Linked DNA regions of Homo sapiens: region 2 is linked to region 1. Evidence: read pairs that join two places in POLR2A ChIA-PET (ENCODE). Cell type or tissue: PC-9. All regions are shown on one strand.

Region 1 (5,000 bases):
TCCTGCCTCTGTTGCTATTTGCCGTGTGGTCTTGGGCAAGTTACATAGCCTCTCTGGGCCTAAATTTGGCTCTTGTAAAAAGACCCAGTCCCCCAGTCCCCCTGTCTTCCCTCACTCTTGTGCGATCTTGGCCATTTTGGCCACTTGCCCTTACCAACTGTAATTTTATTTACTATTTGCCTTCCAATTAACTCACTTATTAATTTAATTTGATTTAGAAAGGAGTTTTATATCACACTGTAAGTGGAAAATTAGACTTGCCAGGACCACATTACCATAAAAATGAATATAATTAAAATTATAATGTTGTTAAATCCTTGTCAGATACTTTTGCCCACCAAGGCTTTGAGCCTGAAATTCACCCTTCTTTTTTAAAAAGGGAGGTGAGCAAATGGCAGAGGTGCCAAGAGCGGGCTGTCACCACCCTGGGACCCCACCCCTTCCTGGATTCATCAGTGGGCTCGGAAGAGCGTGGGAAAGGCGCTACCTTGGGTCCACACCACCTGAGTCAGCTGGGGCTACTCCCAGCTCTCCGGGTTGGGAAACTGGTGCCTCTGGCAATGGCCTGCTGAGTATTTAACCCCAGGGGCAGCAGATTCCTTGTGGGTGTTTTTCTACAAATTAAACAGGAAGGTTTTTTGCAGGATAAAGGGGAGAAAGTTTGCCTTTTGGCCAATCCAAACCCCGCCCCCCTCACGACTGCTTTGCCCCCTGGGCTTGGCCTGTGACCCCCCAGCCCCCACGCTAGATCTTTGAGATCTTGGATGCATAACAGGCCCAAGCTCAGAGCCTATGACCACTGCCCTCTCATCCCTTTCTGTCCCTCCCCTCGGCCTCTCTGTCTCTTCTCTGAAAGGCTGTGAGTACCTGGGGGAGTCCTACCTGAGTAACCAGGAGTTCCCAGACCCCCGAGAACCCTGCAACCTGTGTACCTGTCTTGGAGGCTTCGTGACCTGCGGCCGCCGGCCCTGTGAGCCTCCGGGCTGCAGCCACCCACTCATCCCCTCTGGGCACTGCTGCCCGACCTGCCAGGGTAGAGCCACACCTGCCCTTCCATTCCCCCTGCTGGGGCTCCCGGGGTGCCTTTCTCACCGATTCCACTTTCCTCCCAGCCCTCCCACTGCCTGCCGCTCCACCATACTTTTCTCTCACTCTCCGACTCCCTCACCTTTGATAGAGGTCCCGGGCACGGCTGTGTGTTTGTATGTATGTGTGTGTGTATGTGTGGCTCTGTGTGTGTGTGGCTGTGTATGTGTGTGTGTCTGTATGTGTGTGTGTGTGTCTGGCTGTGTGTGTGTGGCTCTGTGTGTGTGTGGCCGTGTGTATATGTGTGTGTATGTATGTGTTGCTGTATGTGTGTATGTGTGTATCTGTGTGTGGCTGTGTGTGTTGGCCTGTGTGGGTGTATCTGTGTATCTGTGTGTGTGTGTTGCTCTGTGTGTGTGTGGCCGTGTGTATATGTGTGTGTATGTGTTGCTGTATGTGTGTATGTGTGTATCTGTGTGTGGCTGTGTGTGTTGGCCTGTGTGTTTGGGTGTATCTGTGTATGTGTGTGTGTGTGTGTGTGTTGCTCTGTGTGGGTGTATCTGTGTGTGTGTGTTGCTCTGTGTGTGTGACAGTGTATGTGTGTCTGTGTACGTGTGTGTGTGACCGTATGTGTGTCTGTGTATCTGTGTGTGTGGCTGTGTATCTGTGTGTGTATGTGTGACTGTGTGTATATGTGTGTTTGTGTGGCTGTGTATGTGTGTGTGGCCCTGTGTGTGTGTGTGTGTGTGTATGGCTGTAGCTGTGTGTATGTGGGTATGTGTGTGTGTGTCTGTATTTGTGTCTGTGTATGTGGGATGTGTGTGTGTGTGTGTGTATGTGTGTGTGTGGCTGTGTGTGGGTGTGTATGTGGGGGGGTCTCTGTGTGTGGGTGTGTGTGCATCTGTGTATGTGGGGATGTGTGTGTGGCTATGTGTTTGTATGGCTGTGTGTGTGGGTGTGTATGTGTATGTGTGTGCGTGGCTATGTGTATGTTTGTGTGGCTGTGTGTAGGTGGGTATGTGTGTATGTGTGTGTGTGTGTGTGTATGTGGCTGTGTATATGGGTATGTGTGTATGTGGGTGCGTGTATGTGTGTGTGTGGCTGTGTGTTTATGTGTGTGTGTATGAGAGTGTGGGTGTGGCTGTGTGTGTCTATGGCTGTGTGTGTATATGGGTATATGTGTGTATGTGTGTGTGTGGCTGTATGTATATGTGGGTGTGGTTGTGTATGTATGTGTGTGTGGCTGTGTGTGGGGGGGTGTAGGTGTGGCTGTGTGTGTATGTGTGGAGGGGGAGGGGCTGTGTGTGTATGTGACAGTGGCAGTTCTGTTGATGGCAGGTTTTCTGTTGCACTCCCACCTGCTGTGTGTATATGCGTGTATGTATGTGTGTGGCTGTGTGTGTGTATGTGGTTGTGGGTGTGGCTGTGTATATGGGTATGTGTGTGTGTGGCTATGTGTGTGTCTGTGGCTGTGGCTGTGTATGTGTGGAGGGGGAGGGGCTGTGTGTGTGTGTGACAGTGGAGGTTCTGTTGATGGCAGCTCTTCTGTTGGACTCCCCGCTCTGCCAGGATGCCGCTACCATGGCGTCACTACTGCCTCCGGAGAGACCCTTCCTGACCCACTTGACCCTACCTGCTCCCTCTGCACCTGCCAGGTGAGGCAGCCCCTTTAGGACCTTGGTAACCTTTCCTCCCTTGATACTCCTCTCTGGCCAGGAAGAGGCTGTCTCCTCCACTCAGGTGGCAAGGGCTACACTCTGCCCTTCACATCTCATGGGACAGGACTGGGCTCAGGTGTCCCGGGCCAAGGGAGGGTGTTTGGGCCCCTGCAGGCTCAGTAGGGGCTCCAGCCCTGGGGAAATGTGCAGTCCAGTTGAGGGTGTGATGGGCCTCTCTCCCCCAGGAAGGTTCCATGCGCTGCCAGAAGAAGCCATGTCCCCCAGCTCTCTGCCCCCACCCCTCTCCAGGCCCCTGCTTCTGCCCTGTTTGCCACAGTGAGCTGCCTTCCTCATGCGCGGCCCCCATGCCCTTCCCCGCCTCTCCCTCCCCCTTCCCTTCCTGCCAGGCCTAAGGCTGGGCCGAGCAGGGCAGGGTGGCACAGGCCCCCCACCCAGGAGGTGTGTCCCCCACAGGCTGTCTCTCTCAGGGCCGGGAGCACCAGGATGGGGAGGAGTTTGAGGGACCAGCAGGCAGCTGTGAGTGGTGTCGCTGTCAGGTATAGCAGGAGGTGGGGGGTGTGGAGTGACAGCTGGACCATAGCACCTCTGGGCCCCAGCCTAGGCAGCGAGCCAGTGTCCCTGCATCTCCTACAGGCTGGCCAGGTCAGCTGTGTGCGGCTGCAGTGCCCACCCCTTCCCTGCAAGCTCCAGGTCACCGAGCGGGGGAGCTGCTGCCCTCGCTGCAGAGGTATGGCCGCCTGTAGCCCTACCCCTTGCTTCAGCCCCTTGGCCCTGTGTCCCTCTGTCCACCCCACCTCCCTCCCCTCAGCCAGCTCTTCTCCCACCTCCCTGCCCCAACAACTGGCCCTTGCATACACCCTTGCCACCTTCAGCTTCTCCTACCTCTCCCTGTCCGGGACTGCCCAGACCATCCCTCTTCCAGGTGCTGGTTAGAGTTCCCTCAAAGCTGCCTGTCTTGGGCTGGGTGCAGCGGCTCACATTTGCAATCCCAGCACTTTGGGAGGCCAAGGTGGGAGGATCACTTGAACCCAGGAGTTTGAGGCTGCAGTGAGCTGCATTTGCACCACTGTGCTCCAGCCTGGGCAACAAAGAAGACTCTGTCTAAAAAATAAAACAAAAAGCTGCCCCTCTTCCTAACCACACCCCATTCATCATCATCATCATCATCACCACCATCATCATCATCATCAAGATACCTGACATTCAGTGAGCAGGTAGCATGTGCCAGGCCCTGAGCACTTTACGTGTATTATCTCATTTAATCAGCACAACAACTTACCAGATAAGCACTCTTAGTCCTCCTATTTTACAGACGAGAAAGTGGAGGTACAGAGAGGTAGAGAAGGTGGCAGAGTCAAGATGGACACTTGGACCATCTGGCTCTGAACTTGAGCCTTTCTTAGCCTGCCCACTGCCCCCTCGTCCCACACCCTGCGCAGTGTGGTGGTGTTTCTACAGAACCACAGAACTGTCATAGCATTTCACTTGCTCTGGGAGGGAGGCAGGACAGAGGAAATCCCCATTTAACAGATGAGGAGACTGAGGCCCGGAGAGACTGAGTTACCTTGGGCACATGGTTAGCGATGGAGCCATTCACCTGGTCCACATGCATTTATGACACAGCTGCTGCATGCCAGGTCTGTGGCCGGTGCGGGCTGCACTGGGCAGTGCCTGCTGCCTGGAGCTTGGTCTTGAGAGCAGGTAGGAACAGAACAGGATTAGAACCCAGGTGTTCTGAACCCCTCCCAGTGCCTTTCCCCTCCACAACAGACAGGAGTTCTGCCCCATCGCACCTTCCCGCCATATCCCTGCAAACTCACTCCTGGCGCCACGTGCCTAGCTGACCACTGAGGGTGGGGGCCAGGAGCAGATGTCCAGATCTCAACCTCCGAGCTCGTCCCTGCCCACTTTGCACCACAGGCTGCCTGGCTCATGGGGAAGAGCACCCCGAAGGCAGTAGATGGGTGCCCCCCGACAGTGCCTGCTCCTCCTGTGTGTGTCACGAGGGCGTCGTCACCTGTGCACGCATCCAGTGCATCAGCTCTTGCGCCCAGCCCCGCCAAGGGCCCCATGACTGCTGTCCTCAATGCTCTGGTACTGGAAGCCTGGGGCGGGAGGGGAAAGGCGAGGAGGGAGCCCTGGGCCCACACCTCCCTGCCGCTGCTGGGCCGGGTGGCAGAGACAGGCAGTTGGAGAAGTGGCCTCCGTCCTTGTGCACACTCCACTCCCTGGGATCAGGGGGAGGCTGGAGATAGAGGACTCCACCCCTGCCTCGCTGCCAGCCTGAAGGACCCC
Region 2 (5,000 bases), 980 kb before region 1:
CCAATTTCATCCATGTCCCTACAAAGGATATGAACTCATCATTTTTTATGGCTGCATAGTATTCCATGGTGTATATGTGCCACATTTTCTTAATCCAGTCTATCATTGTTGGACATTTGGGTTGGTTCCAAGTCTTTGCTATTGTGAATAGTGCCGCAATAAACATACGTGTGCATGTGTAGGATGGTCTTCTTAATAATAAATATGGGGCACATGTTCTCAGGACCTCCTGGGGCTGTGTCACACAAATAATAAATATTAAAAATAAAAATTATAATTGTATTTTCCATTTCTAGTGTGACAGAGTTATGGGAAACATATGTAAATCATAATATCCTCTCATGTTCTTCACACTTGTAAGAGCATTAAGAGATGGACACATAGGGTAAATATTAATCAGTTTTAGGATGAAGACAGTAAGATGAAATTACTTGTTCATTTAACTTATTAAGCTAATTCTAACATTACTGCATGCTTACTGTATGCCAGTTACTGTTCAAATGCTTTACATATATTAACTCATTTAATCTTCACGATTAATGATGTGTAGATACCATTATTTAACCTAGTTTTAGGAATAAGGGAACAGAAAGGCAAAGAGATGAAGTAGATTGCCCCAGAGGCTCACACAGTGGCATTTAGGCATTCTGACTGGAGCCTGGTCCTTTTTAAAAAATGTATTGTTACATCAGTTACACACATTTTTGGGGTACATGTGCTATTTTGGTACATATATGCAATACGTAATGATCAAAACAGGGTAATTGGGATATCTGTCACCTCAAACATTTATCTTTTGGAGCCTGATCTTTTAACTACAACTCTAAGAGTGGTAGAGAATTGTAGTTGGGTCTTGTGAGTTCAAGTCCAATGTATTCTGTACTGTATTGTCTCTGACCATGAAAATAAGTACTGCCTGAACCCAACAGTGTGGTTATATGAACGACCCAGCGATCGAAAGATAAACTATGAAAACAAAACAGAAGTTAGTCTCCCAAAAATGAAACCAAAGGAAAGTAGGCCAGAGGTTTTGATAATCCACTAGGTTGGTAGAAGGGTTATGCTATTGAAGGATAACACTTCACCTTTTCTTAGTTATAAATGACCTTTTCTTATCCATCTAGCCCATTCCTCAGACTCTATATTACCAGAGAGAAAGGAAGAAACAGAAAAGAGGACCCCTTGTTGAGTTTAGATCTCCTGAACACACACAGGATCAGTTCAGAAGTTCCCATGACACAGGGCATTGAGAGTGAGCTCCTTGCCTGGTTCCTCACCCAAGAAGAGACAGGCCCAGGTCCATCTCTCCTGAGTAGGAAAGGCTCAGATTTCTGAAGAGATTTCTACCCGGGCACAGGCTGCCTCAGGTGGGGCCTGGCTGTCTGAGGTTAGATGAAAATCTATCAGATTGTGGACTCCTGCACATAGCTGGCCAATGTCTGTCACTAGTGGAGCTGGCAGCACCCCCCCACCCTTACTCAATTGGAACACCCCTACTCTGGTCACCCTGTGTGCTAGGAACAGAGATCCAAGTTATTACCCTTAAATAATTTATAGTCTGAGATACTGCAAGGGAAGATGAGATTCAGTCTTTAATAAGAATATTTTAAACAATTATACCTACTGAAAAAATAGAATTAATCAGTTTGGTTGTGAACAGTCTACTTTATGTGGGCAGTTGTTCTGAAGATAGACGATCAGAATGACTTAATGTATTCACTTAACTGTTTTCTCACAGGAATTCATAAGCTTATAATGCAATTGCATCAGCCACAGCTGTCTGAACCACCTTAGCCTAGGCTTATTTTATCCCTGGGATGTAGCTGCTGTTTTGGCCTTTGGTGATCTTCACCCGTTTACCGTAGGGTGGATTTACCTTGATTCACAAGTCGTTTGTCTAACCTCTCCTTTTGTCAAGATAATTCTGACAGGTGAAATTTCTGGTGATTGGCCCAAAGTATTTCATCTACCCACAAATTTGATCATTAATATCCTCTCAAATAAAGGGAACAAAGATGGAAAAATAGGTGAAGCTTGGCCTCATTTATTTACATATTGACCCCAATGTCAGAAGTTACTCAGAAGTGTGTGCAACTCTGTATAGACCCCTTCCTGGGACTGGACACAGAGGCTGAAATAAAAACCAGTTTTTCAGCATGACTTAGCACAATGTTATTTATTTTCACTGCCTATTAGCCTATGGGTCATGAGATTTGTTATTCTAGAGCAGTTGAGTATTGGAGTGGAACAAGCAAAAGCAAGGCATATTTTTCTGTTGTAATCTGTACTTTTTATTTTTTAAGATATATAATAATAGTTTTACATTAAGTGTGATTTGGATTCCTTCTCCAGAATTATAAATTACCTAATTCCCTTCTGCTAAAAGACGCAGGACAGAGAAGGGTAAGCATTTTAGCTGGACATTTATTCCTGTTGTACGATCCTCCCCATCCCCTTTAACGAGTGCTAGAACTACGCCAGAGAATAACTGTCCAAAAAACTTAAGGAGTTCTGATTTTAATCTGGTCAAATCACTGAAATATGTTGTTAGAAAATGTCTGGTAGTGGCCGGGCACGGTGGCTCACTCCTGTAATCCCAGCACTTTGGTAGGCTGAGGTGGGTGGATCACGAGGTCAGGAGATCAAGACGATCCTGGCTAACATGGTGAAACCCCATCTCTACTAAAAATACAAAAAAATTAGCTGGGTGTGGTGGTGGGCACCTGTAGTCCCAGCTACTTGAGAGGCTGAGGCAGGAGAATAGCTTGAACCCGTGAGGTGGAGGCTGCAGTGAGCCGAGATCGCCACTGCACTCCAGCCTGAGTGATAGAGTGAGATTCTGTCTCAAAAAAAAAAAAAAAGAAAGAAAAGAAAAAGAAAATGCCTGGTAGTGAATAAAATCTTAAATCATGAAGATTAAAAATAACCTGCTACTTCTACTTATGTTGCCATAAAAGCAGTTTTCAAAATATGTTCTCTTAAAATATCTTGAAAATAGTTCCTGGTCTAATGGAAACAAGTGTTGGGAAAATTCCCTTGTTGCAGACATATTCATTAATGTGATGATAGCATTGCCAAAAGGAAGGAGAACATGCCAGGGCCAACTCAACACAGTCCTGAGAACATTCCTTTTCCGAATTTCTGGCCCGTTCTTTCTCTGTCTCCCCCCTCCTTGTCCAGGAGTTCCATTGTTGGCATCATTATCCAGAATGTAAATGGCTTTGCCAGAAACACTGCCCACAGCTTGTCTAAGAACAAATGTCAAGGAGATATGCTTTTTTCCATGTATTTGCTTTGGATATTTTTCTAACAATTAAGCCTGAGGGCCAGGTGCAGTGGCTCACGCCTGTAATTCCCCACACTTTTGGAGGCTGAGGTGGGTGGATCACTTGAGGTCAGGAGTTCAAGACCAGCCTGGCCAACATGGTGAAACCCTATCTCTACGAAAAAATACAAAAATTAGCTGGTTGTGGTAATCCCAGCTACTTGGGAGGCTGAGGCAGGAGAATCTCTTGAACCCAGGAGGCGGAGGTTGCAGTGAGCAAGGTGCTGCACCACCACACTCCTGCCTGGGTGACGAAGTGACCTTATCTCAAAAAAAAAAAAAAACACCTAGTATTGGAAGAGATCATTTTAGTTTAGAAAGTAGAAAGTTTCTTGATAGAGTTGGTCTGGTTGTGTTCATCCCTCAAAGGCAAGGTTATAAACTGTTTCTGCCTACTTTAGAAGAGTCAGAGGGTTTGTTTTGTGGCTCTTTATGGTATTTTATCATGTTGGTGGTTTTGTATTCTCTAGAAAATTTCTGTACCTAAAAATGCTGCCTTACAGAATTAATTTCCTTTAAGGACTTAACTCTTGGATATTTCCCCATAATTCCTCTGTTCTCAGAGTGCTTGCCATTGTTATTAAATGCTAGATTTTTAGAGCTGATAGGGCCTTCAGAAATAGAGTAAGAGTGGAGATTTGGGAGATCATATAGTTCAACTATTTGTCTTCGTAGGTAAAGAAACAGACCCCACAAGGTGAAGTGACTTGCCCAGGGCCTGCAGTTGATTAGTTGAGGCTAGAACCCATGTCCCTGTTTAGTACTTTGCTTTGTGGTGTGATTCTGCCCTCTGTACTAGTGCTCAGATGGTGTTCTGTACTTAGCAGGGGCACTGGAGACTGAGCTCCAAACCATTTATTACTAAAGCGTATGTTTACCAAGTCCTTTTTGGTTCTGTTATTTATTCCTGTACTCAACTAAGCCAAATCTAGATTTAATTGAAAACTGTATAGACACTGTTAATTCCAAGTGTGCTCTCCAGGTCATGTCCAATGAGGGAGGCACCTTAGTCTTTCAGAGACGTTTTGATAAACATTTAAAGCTTACCATAGTTATTTGCTTGACTTAACACCTTTAAATGCCCCGTGGCCTCAGATCGTTGAAGCATAATGCCCTGTAGGATTCCCATTTTGTTTTGCTTGAGATCTGCCATTCCCCAGCACTCAGGTGCTGTGAGCTGATTGAGCTGTTCCCCAACTAGCCTATTTTAGGACACAAGCCATTTGTTAAGCCAAGTATGTGAATATGTCACTGTTCAGGCACTAGTCTCAGTGGCCCCCCCATCTCCCTTGAATAAAAGCCAGTGTCCTTAAAAGGGCCCCAAATGCTGATCACCTCTGTGACATCACTTCTCATTTTCTGCCCCTTTTTCAAATCCCTTCAGTTTCAGGAAAAAACTTCAGAGCATCAGGCAAGCTCCTAATGTGCTTTGCACTTGGCTGTTCCCTCTATAGTGACCTTCTCCTCTCCTCTTGGTACCAGGTGGCTCCTCTTTCACCTCCTTCAAAGCAAGTCACTTTCTCAGGAAGTCCCTTCCTGACCATCTCATTTAAAATTGCCACCCCGCCCCAACCTTTCCATTTCTGTTTTCCTCCTTTGCTGTGTTTTTCTCCATAATGCTGGTGACCTTCTAATGTAGGACTTATTTTTTCTAAAGACCTTTCCTTACAGGTAT

The links. ChIA-PET counts read pairs that join two places held together with the same protein. Peaks named below come from ENCODE experiments on the same cell type or tissue, not always from the same donor. Only the 100,000 strongest peaks of a DNase experiment are listed, where the experiment ranks them.
Region 2: POLR2A ChIA-PET joins it to region 1 with 31 read pairs; 2 of 35 experiments call an interaction of 5 or more read pairs at or near these places.

What each region holds. Positions count from the first base shown.
Region 1 is chr7:128,884,896-128,889,895 of GRCh38, reverse strand. It overlaps KCP (kielin cysteine rich BMP regulator), which reads left to right. Exons shown (of 40, transcript NM_001366122.1): 22 at 857-1,033; 23 at 2,596-2,681; 24 at 2,930-3,020; 25 at 3,159-3,241; 26 at 3,339-3,432; 27 at 4,626-4,799. Among named protein-coding and RNA genes, the nearest start is that of SPMIP1, 21 kb to the right of the region's middle. RefSeq lists an enhancer at 4,578-5,000. In PC-9, no CTCF peak of the experiment used is centred here; a DNase peak (open chromatin) is centred at 535; H3K4me3 peaks cover 1,896 bases; H3K27ac peaks cover 2,222 bases.
Region 2 is chr7:129,862,418-129,867,417 of GRCh38, reverse strand. The region is part of intron 3 of UBE2H (ubiquitin conjugating enzyme E2 H); the gene reads left to right. Among named protein-coding and RNA genes, the nearest start is that of UBE2H, 88 kb to the left of the region's middle. In PC-9, no CTCF peak of the experiment used is centred here; DNase peaks (open chromatin) are centred at 1,817 and 2,157; H3K4me3 peaks cover 441 bases; H3K27ac peaks cover 4,725 bases.